2 separate regions of the Mus musculus genome follow, and region 1 is linked to region 2. A link is a loop called in an ENCODE intact Hi-C map of the cell type or tissue named here. Cell type or tissue: left cerebral cortex. All regions are shown on one strand. Links, peaks and the distances in the headings refer to the core of each region. The heading gives the core; the rest is flanking DNA.

The links. Peaks named below come from ENCODE experiments on the same cell type or tissue, not always from the same donor. Only the 100,000 strongest peaks of a DNase experiment are listed, where the experiment ranks them.
Region 1: a loop joins it to region 2, with 11 times the contacts of the local background. A loop is called at or near these places in 4 of 42 quality-filtered maps.

The regions. Positions count from the first base shown.
Region 1 is chr13:21,474,785-21,482,916 of GRCm38, reverse strand. Zkscan4 (zinc finger with KRAB and SCAN domains 4) reads right to left here and starts at 4,068. Exons shown (of 3, transcript NM_001039115.2): 1 at 3,408-4,068; 2 at 1,487-1,643. The coding sequence starts at 3,824. It overlaps Gm40828 (a long non-coding RNA gene), which reads left to right and starts at 4,092. Exons shown (of 2, transcript XR_873159.3): 1 at 4,092-4,314; 2 at 4,694-5,300. In left cerebral cortex, for the core only: a CTCF peak has its summit at 4,068; DNase peaks (open chromatin) are centred at 3,508 and 4,052; H3K4me3 peaks cover 1,266 bases; H3K27ac peaks cover 871 bases.
Region 2 is chr13:21,359,087-21,367,218 of GRCm38, reverse strand. It overlaps Zscan12 (zinc finger and SCAN domain containing 12), which reads right to left and starts at 4,399. Exons shown (of 4, transcript NM_016684.2): 1 at 4,347-4,399; 2 at 3,168-3,639; 3 at 463-604. The coding sequence starts at 3,569. In left cerebral cortex, for the core only: no CTCF peak of the experiment used is centred there; DNase peaks (open chromatin) are centred at 3,186 and 4,404; H3K4me3 peaks cover 1,601 bases; H3K27ac peaks cover 829 bases.

The DNA.
Region 1 (8,132 bases), core at 2,168-6,167, 120 kb before region 2:
ACAGTCAGAAGGTTTTAAAACTTAAACAACCGTCACTAACAGGACTCCAGCGTGGTCATTCTGAAACCAGGCACACAGCAAACTGCTTCTGTGAGTCAGGTAGCTTCTAACACACAAAGGAAAAGACTTCGGGAGCAGACAGTGCCTGCCAGGTTTTTCTAAGGAAACTAGGATACCTGCCTTTCATCCCTACATAGATCCCTCTGAGATGAATCTGTTCTTCCCACCCAGGTGAGAGAGTCAGTAGCCCCTAAAACAGCTAATCCCACTAGGACCTGCATCTCATACTCTCAAACTGAGGTACATGCAAAGGCACATGCAAACTGTTTAAAGGGGCTCTTGAAGGGAGGTAAAGTGTCTAAAGATATTCCTCCACTTACACAAAACTCTAACCAGGCACTGTGGTACATGCCTGTAATCCAAGCACCCGAGAGTCTAAACAATGAAGATCTCAGTTCATGTCACTACATGTATGACAGTAAGTATTATCACATGATATATAACTGGTCCAGGACATGAAAAGGCTTGGAAAAAAAGTTTCCAAATTTCCAAAGATTTACATTGTCAAACTCAAAGTGAAGGCCCATTGAATTAGATTTTTTGTTTAATAAAATAAAACCTGGGTCTTAGGTGAGAAAAAAATCAGGAGAAAAAGTAAAAATATTATTATAACACCAAACACTGAGGACTTCAAGCAAGAAATGAAAGACTGAATGAATGTGAAAATCCAGGTTATGTAATCATCACATTAATTCCCCAAAATGGCAGGCTATATCTGTCCTCTGCAACTCTAAGTCTTTGAGGGCAGAAGCCTGGTGTTTATGTCCTTCACTGAGAGTATACTTTATTATAATTTAAGATGACAAAATAAGAGTTTGGTGGTAGCTTGGTGGCAGAATGCTTGCCTAGCATGGATGAAGCCCTCAGCAGGAACCCTAACATTGCCCAAAACAAACAAAAGAAAACACCTAAACTAACATTATTACCAAAAAAACAAAAAACAAACGAAAAAAAACCCATTAATTTGCATTTCTTGAATTGTACTTCAAAAAATACACGCAAAAACAAACAAACAAACCACCATCAATAAAGGGCCTGAGCAAAGCACTGGGTTAGAAAGGGTCAGAGAGCACAGAGAATCCTTCAAGGCAGCCAGAGAACAGAAAGGGCCTCTTACGTGAACCCCAAATGAAGACTGGTGCTGCTGGAAATGATGAGAAACTCTGAGTCTGGTGTAAAATTAGGAAGACGGTGGAGAACTGTAGAGAAAAATGCTGTCTTCACCACCGTTCTATTGCGGTTCTATTGCTCTCTTAGCATGTGCAAGGCCCTGAATTGGCTAGCTCTCTCTCTCTCTCTCTCTCTCTCTCTCTCTCTCTCTCTCTCTCTCTCTCTCTCTCTTCTTCCTTCTACCCATCCCTCCTTTGCCACCACCACCCCCCCCCCACACACACAGAAACATACTCACTCACAGATATATGCTCACCTCTGGCCTGTAAGGGCGAACACTCCAAAGATTCCTGAGATTCGTGCTTGAAGAGTGACTTCATTGCCTGGCAGTGGCTACTTTGTGAGTCCTGGGATGGTGTCACCACTGCCACCTTGCAGCAGAGAAGTTCGCGACTCCATTCTCCCGTTGAAACCTAAAAATCATTCATTTGCTTTTTATTATTCAATTGAACTTTCCCATCACACTTTGTCGGAGGACTCAATATTATCAGGCACTATTCTAAGAGCTTCATGAAAATGATAACTCATGGAAATGCAGAGAGCCTGTGGACTTTGGAATTGTTTGGAATTTTGTAACTGGAAACTGAGGCCCAGTTTAAGCGGTTCGTCCTTGTCTTGTAGCTTCTAAGTAGCAGTGCTGCAATGGGAGCTCAGGCAGATCAGTTGCACAGCCTGTGGATTAACCATGGCTTTGCTTCCTTGTTCTGTCCCTCTGTCGTTACGAAGGTGATGGGAAAATATACGAAAATGTCAACATTTCTCTAAAAACAATAAGCATACTAATTTCCACCCAATGGGGTTTTTAAGAAACTAACAAATTCAATTGCAGTATGTGAAGCCAAGTAACAGAGAACAGACAGGCAGTGCAGCCTCCTGAAAGTCGTTTCCTGGCAGACATTGATAGCAAACGGATGCTCAGAGTTTCCTACATCCTTTTCAGAGAATAAAGTTCTAAGACTTGAATTGACTTCCCACTGTTACAGAGCTCAGGACAACAACTCCAAGTCTGGAACCTTGGTCTCCTGGCCACAAGGGGTTGCAGAAAAGAAATCCCCTAAAACAGGCCAGAGTGTGTTTATACATGTTCGTGTCGCCCTCAACCATAGCCAGAGATGATTTTCTATGCAGTCAGTGGCAGTTAATTCAGAGATTCATAACTGGCCCAAGAGCTGAGAATAAGTGACTATCCAGTGTTCATCCTCAAACAGGACATCGACATCAACCCCTGACTCCCAGGGCTCAGTGAGCCTCGTGGAAGACAGGACAGAAAAATCGTAAGAATTGGGGAATGGCGACGTGTAATTCAAAAAGCTACCTTTTGGGAAAGACATGGGTACTGACCCATAAACTCACTGACAGTATGGTTACTGCACAGGATCAAAACAACACGATCAGCCAATGGGACAGCAAGTGGCACTCATGGAACTTGGTAGTTTACAAAGGGGGAGTTGTATGAAGGGGAGAAGGGGATATGTGGTGGCTGGAGGAAATTGAAGCCGAGTTGTTGGTGAATATGATGGAGACGGAGTGTTGATGTGTATGAAATTTCGAAAAAGGTTTTGTTTTGTTTTGTTTTGCTTTAGGTCAGAAGATAGAGGTAAAAAACACCCTGTTTTCTACCAAACTCTTAAACAAGGTATACAAGAATTTGGCTAGAAAAAAACTCTTAGATTCTAGGCTCTAAGAAAACTGTGGAATTCCTCTCCACTGTCAAAGGAAGAACTACATTTGTGTGTGTGTGTGTGTGTGTGTGTGTGTGTGTGTGTGTGTGTGTGTGTGTGTGTGAGAGGCATAAGCATCATATGACTGCCAGCAAGCCACGGCAGATGTTGTTTCACGTGACAAGCCAATAAAACACCTACAAAGTCATTTGTGCCTATTCCACTGCTCAAACCTGTCCTCGTGTCTTACTCACCACACAACAAGAAGTACATATGTAACCTTTCAGCACTCTGCTCGGCACATTCTACCCCAGCCTCACTAGGAACGAGTTCTTCCACAATCCTTTTATTTTCCTTTATGCGATTAACTATCCTGAGGGGCCCAGGTCAGTTCGCTGGTTGCCTCAGGTTTCCAGCATAGACAGACTTTGCGGGCTCTAAGCAATGCCTTCCTTGGATCTTGCTTGGTTTCTGAAAGGCACAGGACATGGGTCTAACTAAACCTGTTCCTTCTACCTGTGGAGGTGTGTCATCCAGCTGCCTGTCCAAGTACTCCAGCAGCGCCACCACCTCCTCCCCGCTGTCGGGGTGCTGCTCGCGCACCCAGGTCTGCAGCTCCCCTGGCAGGATGGTCAGGAACTGCTCCAGCACCAGCAGCTCCAGGATCTGCTCCTTGCTGTGCATGTCTGGCCGCAGCCACTGTCTGCAGAGCTCGCGGAGCCGGCTCAGCGCCTGCCGGGGTCCGGCTGCCTCTGGGTAGCGGAAAGCACGGAAGCGCTGGCGGGAGCGGTCAGGCCCAGGACTGCCCAGCCAACTGGTCTCCTCTGCCAAGGGGGAGGCCTCTTCCTGTTCCACTTTCACCACTAGAAGCCCAGTGCCCTCTTCTGCAGACCGAGCGTTTAGGGCTGCGGACGTTCCGGGTTCTCTAGCCATTCTGTGCCAACTCCAGGCTCCTCTAGCTACAAGCTGTATCTGCAGAAGATTCTCGCAAGATGGGAATTCAGACTAGATCTATCTCCTCCCTCCCCTCGTGCTCTGGGTCACCAAAGGCACAGCTGCAGAGGTGTCACCTACAATCCTAGTCTTCTGCACTCCACCCTAAACCCACAATATTCTCAAGGGATGCTCGGGGCAAATAAACTACATCCAGACTCTGGTGGAAGCATTGTGGGAACCCAAGCCACTTCCGGCGCCCTCTAGGATGCGCTTCTCTGTGGTTCTTTCCAAATTAACCCATTATTGTTGGGGAAAGGATTGTAGACTATGGGTAACACAGGAGTATATGTTTAAGCAGAGGAAGTAAGTTATCCGGGACCCTTGGTTCTTTCTGATCTAAAGCTTGCCTTCATAATTGTTACAGTGCTGACTCGAAAATTCAGCTGGCAAGTAGACTTTGCAGAATGGGGAATGCAGGTGGGAAAAGGTAAGAAATTTGGTATGTCTTAGAAACCGTGAAAGAAGCAGGACACTCACTTGTCTGAAGGGGCCTGTCTGTCCCTGGTCCTGTCCTCTTCCTGCTGCTCCCTTTCCTCCCACTCCAGGCCAAACTACTTGAGAGAAGAATCCTCCAGACACGGACTCAAGATCCTACTTCCCACCACTTCTTAAGACACTATAGGCAGTAAAGAGCCAGTATAGTCTACTATGGCACCTATCCAAATAACTAGAGATTTCCAGCTCTTCAGCAAAAAAGTTTGTGCATTACAAGCATCCAAACTCCCTCTATGCACTTCCAGAAACTTTCTAGTCCCCAACCCCATGGACATCCCATTCCAACTTCATTTCTTCCTGTTTCTCTACAGCCTGGCTGACACACTAACACAAAGGTTAGATGCAAGCACTCCCAAACCTGAGAAAGGTGAACTGTCATCAACTAAAAGAAACTCAATAGACCGATCTGCCAGGTGCCGTGACAAACTTTACTTCGGCCATGACTAGAACCAAACAACTGTTGTGATGGGTGAGGTGGTGCAAGCTTCCTCCATCTGATATTCTTGCTGAGGCTGTTTCGAGGTTTAACTGGAATCTGATCTTCCTGTAGAATCCCATGGAAAACTACCCAGTGCTATTCTAGGAACGGATGATCAGAATGCCCTAGCTAAATTACCTAAGCTTTGTTGAAATTGCTTATTTGTTCAGGAAACCCCTCCAGCTAAGCCTTTATCTTAGCTGCCTATTTGTGTGGAATCTCTTTGCGGCTGTCTAACTGCTTGTCTTAAATTCTTTTAAAACTGCTTGCTTTGAACTGCTTGTCCTGTGGTCTCCACTACAGCTACCGAGGGAGATGCCTTGATGAAGTCTCTGCACTCAAAAATCCCATGCTCTGGACACTGGGGGCCACATCCAGATGCACCCCCAAAACTTGGATGTGGTCCCAGCTGGCTGGAATAAAGACTTTGATTGTATATACACTGTGTCTCAGTTATCATCTCTGGTAAGCTTCCCATAACACTGTAAAAAGATACAGCTAAGACATTGGGGAAAACTAGAACTCAGGAATACTAAGCAATTATTGGAAACTTAACTGTTAGAATGGTACTATGGTTTTTATAAGATTTATTTTTATTTATGTGTTTGTGTGAATACCATATGTGTGCTAGTGCTTGCAGAAACCAGACAAGGACGTCAGGTCCCCTGGACCTGGGGCTGCAGGCAGTTGTGACTTGAACTCGGCTCCTGTCATAGTTAGGGTTTCTATTGCTGTGCTAAACACCATGACCAAAAGCAACTTGGGAAGGAACGAAGTGATTTGGCTTACAAGTTCCAATCACAGACCATTATGAAGTCAGGGCAGGAAGTGAAGCAGAATCCTTAGAGGAATGATGCTTGCTGGCTTGCTCCCTGGTTTATTTGAATTGCTCTCATGTATTTCCCAGGACTGCCTGTCCAGAGATGGCACCATGCACAGTGAGGGTTTCTTTCAACATCAATCATCAGTCAAGAAAATTCCACAGACTTGTCTATAGGCTGATCGGATAAGGTCATATTTTCAGCTGAGCTTCACTCTTCTTAGACAACTCTAGTTTTGTCAAGTCTAAAAACAAAAACAAAAACAAAAACAACTAACCAACACGGGTCCTTCAAAAGAACGGCAAATGCTCTTAACTACTAAGACATCTTTCCTGTCTCTCTGTCAGTTTTTGTAGTTATTCATTAGAACTTTATATGGAAATACTTGTACAGATGGATGAGCCAATAGAATGTCTAAGATTTGCTAAAGCAAACTTAAGGGGAAAAAAAGAAGGTACCATAAAATAACACAAACGTGATATTTGTTGAAGCTGGGTGAGCGGCATATGGAGATCCATTGTAATGTTCTTTGTACAGTTATCAAAAATTTTTTAAAAATTAAAAAAAAACACTTCCATGGCAATTTTCTTTTTAATTAAGCAAGATCCTGCCTTACTTCATTAGTGAGTAATTCAGTCCAAAAGCTACTAAGTAGGGCTAAAAAGAGATGGGAAAGGAGATGGCAGCTCAGACCAGAGTGAGGCCCCATTCTGGTTTAAGCTGTTGTGATATGTATTAATCCTGTCCATTTGAGTGGATTTGGAAAATCCATACACCTTCTATACTCTGGTCACAAAAGCTATAACCCCACAAACTGAATATCATCTTGATGGATTCATTATAGGATGACATAACCGGGGTGGGGGTGAAGAAGAGGAGGCAGAGCCTAACTGGAGGAAGTGGGTCTTTGATGCTTTGCCCTTAGGGGCTATGACTTTCTCTGGCTCCTTCATGTATTCCCTTTCTCTGCTTCTTAGAAATCTAAAATGTGCAGAGCCCCTGACTCCTCTGATGACCACCATCCCTTTCCTGCAACAATGGACTGAAATCCACCTAAAAACCATGAACCAAATAAGTCTTTCCTTCCAATATCAGGAATATCACCACAGTATCACACAATTAACTAATATACAAGACGTATTAGTTGCTTTCTCATAGCTGTGATAAATACCTGACAACAAGCAACTTAAGAAAGACACATCTGGGCTCTCAGTGTGAGGGTACCACCATCCATCATGGCAGGAGCATGGCAGCAGAAGTGGCATGAAGCTACTTGGTCCTGTCTACATCCTAGCATATCAGGAAGCAGGGAAAGAGGAAGCCTGATGTTCATCTGGCTCTCCTTTTCTTTAGTCTGTGATTCCAGCCTATGTGACAGTGCCACCACCCACATCACCGTGCTTCTTCTCCACTCAGACAGTCCTCCCTGGAGACGCCAACACAGACACATTCAAAGGTGTCCTGGTTAGTACCACAAGTTGTTTATTCATTTGGGAAGTAGGTGTGGATGCATACCCTTGAGCACATGATCCTGACTGTGGAGGCCACAGAAAATCCTTGGATTTCAAATTCCATTGCTCTGAAGTTCACCATGTAGCCTAGGCTGGCTGGCCAGTGAGCCTGGGTGATTCACCTATCTCAACCTCCTCTGCACTAAGACTACAAGATTTTTTTTATACCAGTGTGTGGGGAAGTGGACAATGAAAGGTAGCCTGGTCCTCGGTTGAGCTAAGGCTAGAAGCCCCAGAGACCCTGAAAGGATGGTATGATCTTTTCCTGTTCCCGGGTACCAGGCTTCTGTCATGAGCCACAGCCCCCCCCCCCATAGATTTGTAGCCACCAGTCACGTAAGGACATCACCCCAAGCCCCTCCACATGTAGATGAGGAAAAGGACATGACTTGGGTCACATAGGCTCAAGACAGAGATGGCCATTCTAATAAGGTACCTAGAGGCCTGGAGGGCTTTGCCAATAAGCTTTCCTTCCCAGACATTCCTCTCTGCAAAAGGTATTTAATTAATCTCAGGCTCACACTGAGAAGTGGGGTATGGTTTTACACATCTACTTTCCACTATGGCAATAAGTGATTTGGAACCACAGACTGTCCGTTTTCATCAGAATCTGTTGTGGGGAGCCATGGAGAAGGCCTTCGCCTACAGAGCTGAGCCGCTGTCTAATCTCCTGTAGAAGGCCTCTCTGCACTCCCAGTCACAACCGCCACCAAGCCCAAGCCTGCTGCCATCAAGCCAAGGTCAATCACCTGCTGGTCAGCTTTGTCCCACCCCCAACCCCCACCCTGGCCCTGGGTTAGATGAGCCCATGGTTCCCGGATTCTGTTCTCAGCTCTTCCACGACTTTCAGCAGCACTTGGGTGTCCAAGAGCTTGGGAACTCCATGGTCCCAGTCTCTTCCAAGGCTCAGGGACCCCTGGAACCGTGCATCAGACTCTGC
Region 2 (8,132 bases), core at 2,308-6,307:
TCTCAGACTACTAGGAAGCTGCAGACATCATGTAACAAAAACTTATTTACTAAAAGAACTATTTCTGTCCAAGTGGAAGACAAAAATACTGTTTATTAGATCAAAGTCTACAAGTAGCAGAGAGGTCAGAATAAGGGATTATAACTATCAGAAGAATGAAACTAAGTAAACCTAAACAAAATAAAGCCAGAATTTAGAAAACTGCTAATTTTGTAAGAAGAAAAGGGGGCTGCGGATGCACCTTAGAGAGATACAGTGCTTTTCTAGCATGCATGAGGTTCTGGGTTTAAAGAAAGAAGGGGGGTGGGGTGAGGGTAGATGACTAAAGGGTGACAAACCACAACACATGCATGTCAACACGTGAGCATCAGATTTCTGGGCAGCCCTCTCACTTTTAACGAGAAACAGCAGGAAGCACCCAACAAGCCCTGGGGTCCTATCAGCCTGTTTCCCCTTCTTTACCTTGCTCCTCCTGGGCTTCACGGCCTGCAAGTTCACACCCAGGCTTGGCTTTGACAAACTGAAGGGACACGCTGGGTTTCTGCTCTGTTGCCAAAGGCTTCACCTCCTGAAACGTTACCTGTTCTTCAGTTTGGACTGAGGCCTGGGGGAAATGGGAGAAGCACTCTAAGAGCAGCAAACAAGAAAGAGTACAGTGTTCACACAGGCTCCTGCCTGCTCAAGCCCGGATGGCTTTTTTCACAGCAATCAGCATGTCTCGATCGCACTCATTTTTCAAGGTCATTTGAAAATGTCACTCAATCCAGGGAACCTTCTTTTCCCTGATACTGCTATATTTTGTTGCTCTCCTGTTATTTTCACATCTTTGCCTAGTGCTCAAAAATTGGAGATGGAAAAGAGGTGAAGGGAAAGATGGAAAGAAAGCAGAGAGGAGGAAAAAGGAATTCTAGAGGAAGGAGCTGAAGAACAGTAGGTAAGAACATTTGCTGCTCTTCTAGAATACAGGGTCTCCAGCATCCACACTGGGCGATTTACAACTGACTGCATCTCTAGTTAATAGGTACAACTTCCTAAAATGATTTCCATTAACTCAACTTTTGACCTACAGGTCTCCTCACCACCATGTAGAATTTACCCAATATAACAACTAGAGTGATTATTTTAAAATTTACTTTATATTTCTTTTCTGCTCAAAGCTAGACACTGACTTTCCATTTGCCAAAATCTAATATCTCTATAATGGTCTCTAAGTCTATATATAAGTTCTTTAATTCTTTCATCTTCTCTACAAATTTCCCTCTACCCTGTACATCCTGGTAACACTTAAGGCCTGTGATATGACCTGTCTGTTGAATGGTGTGACCCTCAGTACTTTACTACCCCTTTCTCTGTGCTTTTGATATCAACATCTGACATCTTTTTTCCTCTATCTCTTCTCAGTAGACTAGAATCTACGGAGTAGCTTGTATATGATGTTCACTGGTGCATTCAAAAAAAGCCCCTGCAGAATGGCCACCTACAGCCCTTAACTCTGTCAAGAATGATATTATCAGTTCTCTTACATGTAACTGTGAATTCATTGACTATTTTAAACTTTTTGGCTCCTTTTCTCTCTCCCTTTTATTTTATACCTGGATGCCAGGTTGCACTTCTTTTATTTCACAGGTTCATCCTCTTTGTACTGTGATGTCCTAAGTTTAGCTCTTCTCACATGCTCATGGCAAATGCATTGATTGGTGTCTGAAGCTGGCTTGTGTGTTGTAACATGTGTAGAATCATCCTGTGCTCATCAATTATAACAACCAAATTTCTCTAAGAAACTGACAAACGTCCTCTTTGGCTCGGAATTACCACTGGTTGAAAACCAGCCTTGTCACAGTTAAGACAAAGATAAAAAGGGTTATAAATGATTCTTTTTTCTGCCTCTTTTATGTAATTTTTTATAGCTTATTTAGACTATAGAGAAAAGATTTAGAGCTTTTGTACTAGAAGAAAATTCAAACTGAGGGGTTTATGGTCAATGTCATAAACTGTATCTCAACTTTCCTACTCAAAAGTTCTCGTTTCCAACACAAATGGGCTTTCTATCCCTCAAGCATGTATCCCCCACACGGACCCTCCCATCTAACTCTCCATTCTGCTCCCATATCTCACTCATTCAGGATAGTGACCTCCACCTCCATCTTTTAACTGTTTACTACAGAAATCAGGGCAGTGGATATATGTTTTTCCTGGAGAGATGTGAGAAAGCTTCTTTTCACTCCAGATAGGGCACTGACCAACCAAATAAAGATCCCAGCTAAGTCTAGCTTGGCCAACCAAGAGTTCCTTGAGCTTGCTTATAGCACAAGTGAGAGGTTTCTTAAGACACCAGGTGGCAAGTCCCACCCTAGCACTGGTGAAGAATCCATCAAATTCACACCACTGAAGTCTTGCTGTCCACCAACAGATCTGGACAAAGAGGGATTAACAGCTGGTATCCTCCACCAGTGTTTCTACTTGGGAGTATTAACAGCTCCATAACTGTGTACATAGCTATCACTGGATTAAACACATAGCACCGTGGATTAAACACAGGACCTTGCACATACTAAGCAAGTCCTCTAGCACTGAAACATATCCCCAATCTTGTTATTTTTTGGACAGGGACTTGCAGTATAGCCCATATTGTTCTCAAACCCCAATCTATGTGCTTCCATCATCTGAGTGCTAGTTGACAGGCATGTGCTCCTACCCAGCTCAACACCCATTTCTCAATTACTTGTTTATATTACATAATAGTCTTTACAAGAGGCTGTTTCGCACCCTATTACCACCATCTAATACCTTCTTCTTCTTCCTCTTCTTCTAGTATCTTCGCTCGTAGTATATGCCTTGTGTGTCTGAACTAAGCATCAGATAGAACTTTGTAGCTTAGCACAGAAATAAAACAACCCCACTGATGAAAAGGAATAATTAAACTAAGACCAGACAGGAGTGGACGTACATACCTGTAATCTCAGCACCAAGGATATGAGACAGGAAGATTACAAGCCCAAGGCTAGGATGTACAACGTACAAGTTCAACTCCAAATTCCCATGACACTTAAAGTCCCCTTTGGATCCAACTAAATGTCAATATGCTTTGTAAAATAGTGGTATACTTCACTTTGGCCTACAAATTCAGTCGCGCTTAGGAAAGAGGACCCCTCCCCCCTTTTTCTTACCCGGTATCCTAGTTCATCAAGCTCTCTCTCTAAATCCTCCAGCACAGTCACCACCTCCTCCACACTCTCCGGATTCTGCTCCTGCACCCAGGCCTGCAGCTCCCCTGGCAGGATGGTCAGGAACTGCTCCAGCACCAGCAGCTCCAGGATCTGCTCCTTGCTGTTCAAGTCCGGCCGCAGCCACTGTCTGCAGAGCTCGCGCAGCCGGCTCAGAGCCTCCCGGGGTCCAGAAGTTTCCTGGTAGCAAAACTGTCTGAAGTATTTTCGGAAGACGTCTCTGTTATAAGTGTTCTTTTGTAGGTTCCTATCTTGTCTGGTGGTATACTTACATTCTTCCTCCATTTTTATTTCCAAAAGTCCACCCTGGTTCTTACAGACCTTGGTATCACTAGTAGATGTCATCGTAGCTAGATAAAAGATGTATCAATCTTTCAAGTAATAACTCCTTGGTAAATCTTCTTACCCAGTGGACCTAAGGGATAAGTCATCGTTACTAACACGAACTACAATAAGCAAATACCGCCTATTCTAAGAGTTAAGTGGGAGAGTTGAAAAGCTGCCCTCCGGTTAATCTACTGTATTGACTGGATTGTACGTGGACTTTCACAAAAATAGACAAAAGTGAAAAAGATGTCAAATTGTTTCAGGACTTCAGGGAGTAAAGCTTGGGAAGAAACTTACCTCCACTTACTCCTAAAGTGAACAACAACTAACTGAAATAAACAAAAAATTTTGGAATTAGCAGATAGCGTTGGGGAAGGGCAACCGCTGCCTGGCGGGTGGGAAGTTCAACTAACAGTACCACCAAAAATAACGGAAAGAGTACAAGAGTAGGGTACGCCTGCCTTGCTGCTTTTGATTTTTTTTTCTGCGTACCTGGCACAAATCACATATACATAGTACAGTCTCCCAACTGGCTTTAGTTGGAACTTAACCACTCATAAAGGTTAGAAGTTGGGGAGGGTGCTCTGCTTTTCTCCTGCCCCTCCAGTTCTGTGACTCTAACTTAAAGTTCTGCAGCGTGCCTAGGTCCGGGCCAGCTCCGCGCCCCAGGGGGACCCATAGGCAGCCGCAGCGCAGCCCGGGTGGCCTTTCCCCCGGTTCCAAGCATCTTTCTAAGGCCGAGAGTCTAGGTAGCAGGGAGCACCCTCCCCCCGCCTGGAGCACGAGCTCGCTCACCGCGTCGCTCCTGCGCAGGGAAGGGAATCCAGCCCTCCCAGGAACCGGAAGTCATCGCGGACTCCCACAAAGGCCGGAAGCGGTGGAGCCCTGTTGCTCCCAGAGCCACTCTAGGGAGCCACGGAGTTCCACTCAGTGGTTTGTCCTTACTCTGGCAAAAGAAGTTGGGATTTTCTGTCTAATCATAGTGAGCATGCCGGTCCTTATCCGGTTTCGCGTTTGTGTTTCAGTATCACTGAGATTAGTGATGTCTCAAAGAGACATTCTTCTGGTCAATGGGAAAAAATGTATTAAAAGGATAATTTAGTAAGTTAACAGGATATTATGAACACTAAAATCAGCCTTCATAAGTACGAGTGTGAATGAAAAGACCACAGCTACAAAAGCAACAGCAAAAATACTCAGAGCTCAAGAGATGTGCCACATTTACTTGGGGCTAACTTTAAAACACTTTAAAAGCCAAATATGAACATAAATAGGAGGCAATAAGCTTTCTTGGGTAGAAAAACTCAACAAAGCAGTCAGTACTAATTAAATATGTTTGCAACTATGGTATCCCAATAAACACAACCATTTTTCTAGAATTAAAAAAAAATGTTTGTTTGTTTGTTTGTTTTAATTTAAAAGGAGAGTCCAAAGAAAAATCCCTGAAAAAGAATAGTGGTTAATGCTCTTATCATGCACCAGAACATTCTGTGTTCTGGAAGTGAAAACAAAACAACAACAACAAAAATCTCACCCTGTTCTTAGCTAATGTACATGTCGAGGGTAACCAGAAAACCAAGCACAAGCTCTCAAAGATAGTAGTAATTTATTATCGAGCAAAATACATGTAGAGTGTGGCTTAGGACATTGATTTACATAACCAGAACAAAAGAAAGTAGTAAATCAAGACAACTTTAAAAAAACAATTAGTGGAAATGTAAGTTAGGTGGTGTCTTAGTCTGGGTTTCTATTCCTGCACAAACACCATGACCAAGAAGCCAGCTGGGGAGGAAAGGGTTTATTCAGCTTACTTTTCCACACTGCTGTTCATCACTAAAGGAAGTCAGGACTAGAACTCAAGCAGGTCAGGAAGCAGGAGCTGATGCAGAGGCCACGGAAGGATGTTTCTTACTGGCTTGCTTCCCCTGGCTTGCTCAGCCTGCTCTCTTATAGAACCCAAAACTACCAGCCCAGGGATGGCATCACCCACAAGGGGTCCTTCCCCCTTGATCACTAATTGAGAAAATGCCTTACAGCTGGATCTCATGGAGGCATTTTCTCAACAGAAACTCCTTTCTCTGTGATAACTCCAGCTTGTGTCAAGTTGGCACACAAAGCCAGCCAGTACAGGTGGGTTATAGCTATCTGGAAAATTCTTAGCCTTTTGATTGGTGAAACCAAGTGATCTGTTAGTACATTTCAAAGGGATTTACCTAAAAAGCAGAAGGACATTAAGGCAGACACATGGGTGGGCAATGAATGGTTGTAAAGAGCTATATGTAACAAAAGACAATTTGTCTCTGGACCTACAACTTTAAAACTCTCCACAACTGCCGGGCGGTGGTGGCACATGCCTTTAATCCCAGCACTTGGGAGGCAGAGGCAGGCAGATTTCTGAGTTCGAGGCCAGCCTGGTCTATAGAGTGAGTTCCAGGATAGCCAGGACTATACAGAGAAACCCTGTCTCGAAAAAAAACCAAAAAAAAAAAAAAAAAAAAACCCAAACAAACAAACAAACAAAAAAACTCTCCACAACTGCCTAAGTTCTAATCATTCAATCAAGTCTTGTAGATCTAACACAAATGTGGCTGCTTTTTTTCCCTTAGGAACATCAATTCACACAAGGTAGATATTAGCAGGCCTAGATGGTATTAGGAATAGATGCCCCCCCCCTTTGCCCTCATAATCAAGAACTGAAACAGCAAGACTCTGGTTACTGGTCAAAAGAATAATATTTAAGTCACATTTCCTCAGCTATGAATATAGCATTGTTAATAAATGACTATGTAAGCTTTATCAGATAACTAGCCAGAGGTTTTCTGGTAAAGAAGAAAGATACAACTTTGTCCCTTCATAAGACTTGGTCCAGCACTATGCCCCTCCTTAGAATTGGGAACAAAACACCCATGGAAGGAGTTACAGAGACAAAGTTTGGAGCTGAGACGAAAGGATGGACCATCTAGAGACTGCCATATCCAGGGATCCACCCCATAATCAGCTTCCAAATGCTGACACCATTGCGTATACTAGCAAGATTTTATCGAAAGGACCCAGATGTAGCTGTCTCTTGTGAGACTATGCCGGGGCCTAGCAAACACAGAAGTGGATGCTCACAGTCAGCTATTGGATGGATCACAGGGCTCCCAATGGAGGAGCTAGAGAAAGTACCCAAGGAGCTAAAGGGATCTGCAACCCTATAGGTGGAACAACATTATGAACTAACCAGTACCTCAGAGCTCTTGACTCTAGCTGCATATGTATCAAAAGATGGCCTAGTCGGCCATCACTGGAAAGAGAGGCCCATTGGACACGCAAACTGTATATGCCTCAGTACAGGGGAACGCCAGGGCCAAAAAAATGGGAATGGGTGGGTAGGGAAGTGGGGGGGGGGAGGGTATGGGGGACTTTTGGGATAGCATTGGAAATGTAATTGAGGAAATATGTAATAAAAAATATTTTAAAAAATAAAGTACAAATAGACCTGTTTATTGAAAAAAAAAAAAAGACTTGGTCCAAATGAGTCTGTCATTTACCTGAATGGGAAAACATGCCTCAGAGAAAGGGGTGTCAGCTCTAGAGACTTTATAAATAGCTTTCCTACTGTGTAGGTTAACACAGTGGTCTCCTTAGCATTGCCCACTCTCACCTCTTATGACGGTGTTATCCTCTATGATAGGCTTAGATTTTTCAAAACCTATTTTAATAAGTATTCCTAAACCCTTTAACCTCCCTTCTAGCTCCAGAGGCAGTGGAGAGGAAAGGTTAATAGGCAAAATAAAATGTGGACCTGTGGAAACTAAAAGGGGGCATAGGGGAAAGAGTGGGAGGGAGGATAGCCTGCACCCGGCCTCCTATGCTCTGGGCAGACGGACAAGGGAGGGCTGCCAGATGCTTTCCACTCTGCCCCAGGTGGGCATCTAAGCCACTGACCCCACTCGACGGGGGGTGGACAAGGGGCAGCCCCTGACCAGGGCCCCCGGTCCCCAGGGCGACACCCTGTAGCCCCGGGGTTATGGGAGAGAGGACTTAGGCTTCCACGCAGGCAAGAGTATGCGCAGCAGGCCTTGATGAACAGAGAGAGTCTATGGTTTTAGAGCTTTATTGTAGAGAGTCAGGGAAAAAAGGAGAGAAGGTAAAAGAGAGAGAGAGAGACCGGTCATGGTCAAGAGAGAGAGAAGAAAGGCTAGAGAGTAAGAGGGAGAGAGAGGAAGAGAGAGGAAAGAGGAGACTAAGGGGAGTAAGAGCAAGAGAGCAAGAGAGTGAGGAGGGGCCAAACAGCCCCTCTTATGGTGTGCTGTTGTTAGGTAACTGGGGAGTTGTTTAGCCTGAAGGTCAGAAGCTTGGGACACTGCCTACATGACTACCAACCATGCTTCTCTTGTGGCGGCTGAGGGAGCAGTAACTTCGACAGGAGCCAGGGTTCCAGGAGACATGAGAGAACTCCTCCCATCCCATGTAGGTGAATTATCAACACCAGGTCCTGGGGTTCAACATCTCAGCTCGACTGGAGACCAGACTGTCTGTGTATAGCCCAATACCCAACATGGACCTGTTTAAAAATGGTTCTTTGGGGCAATTCCA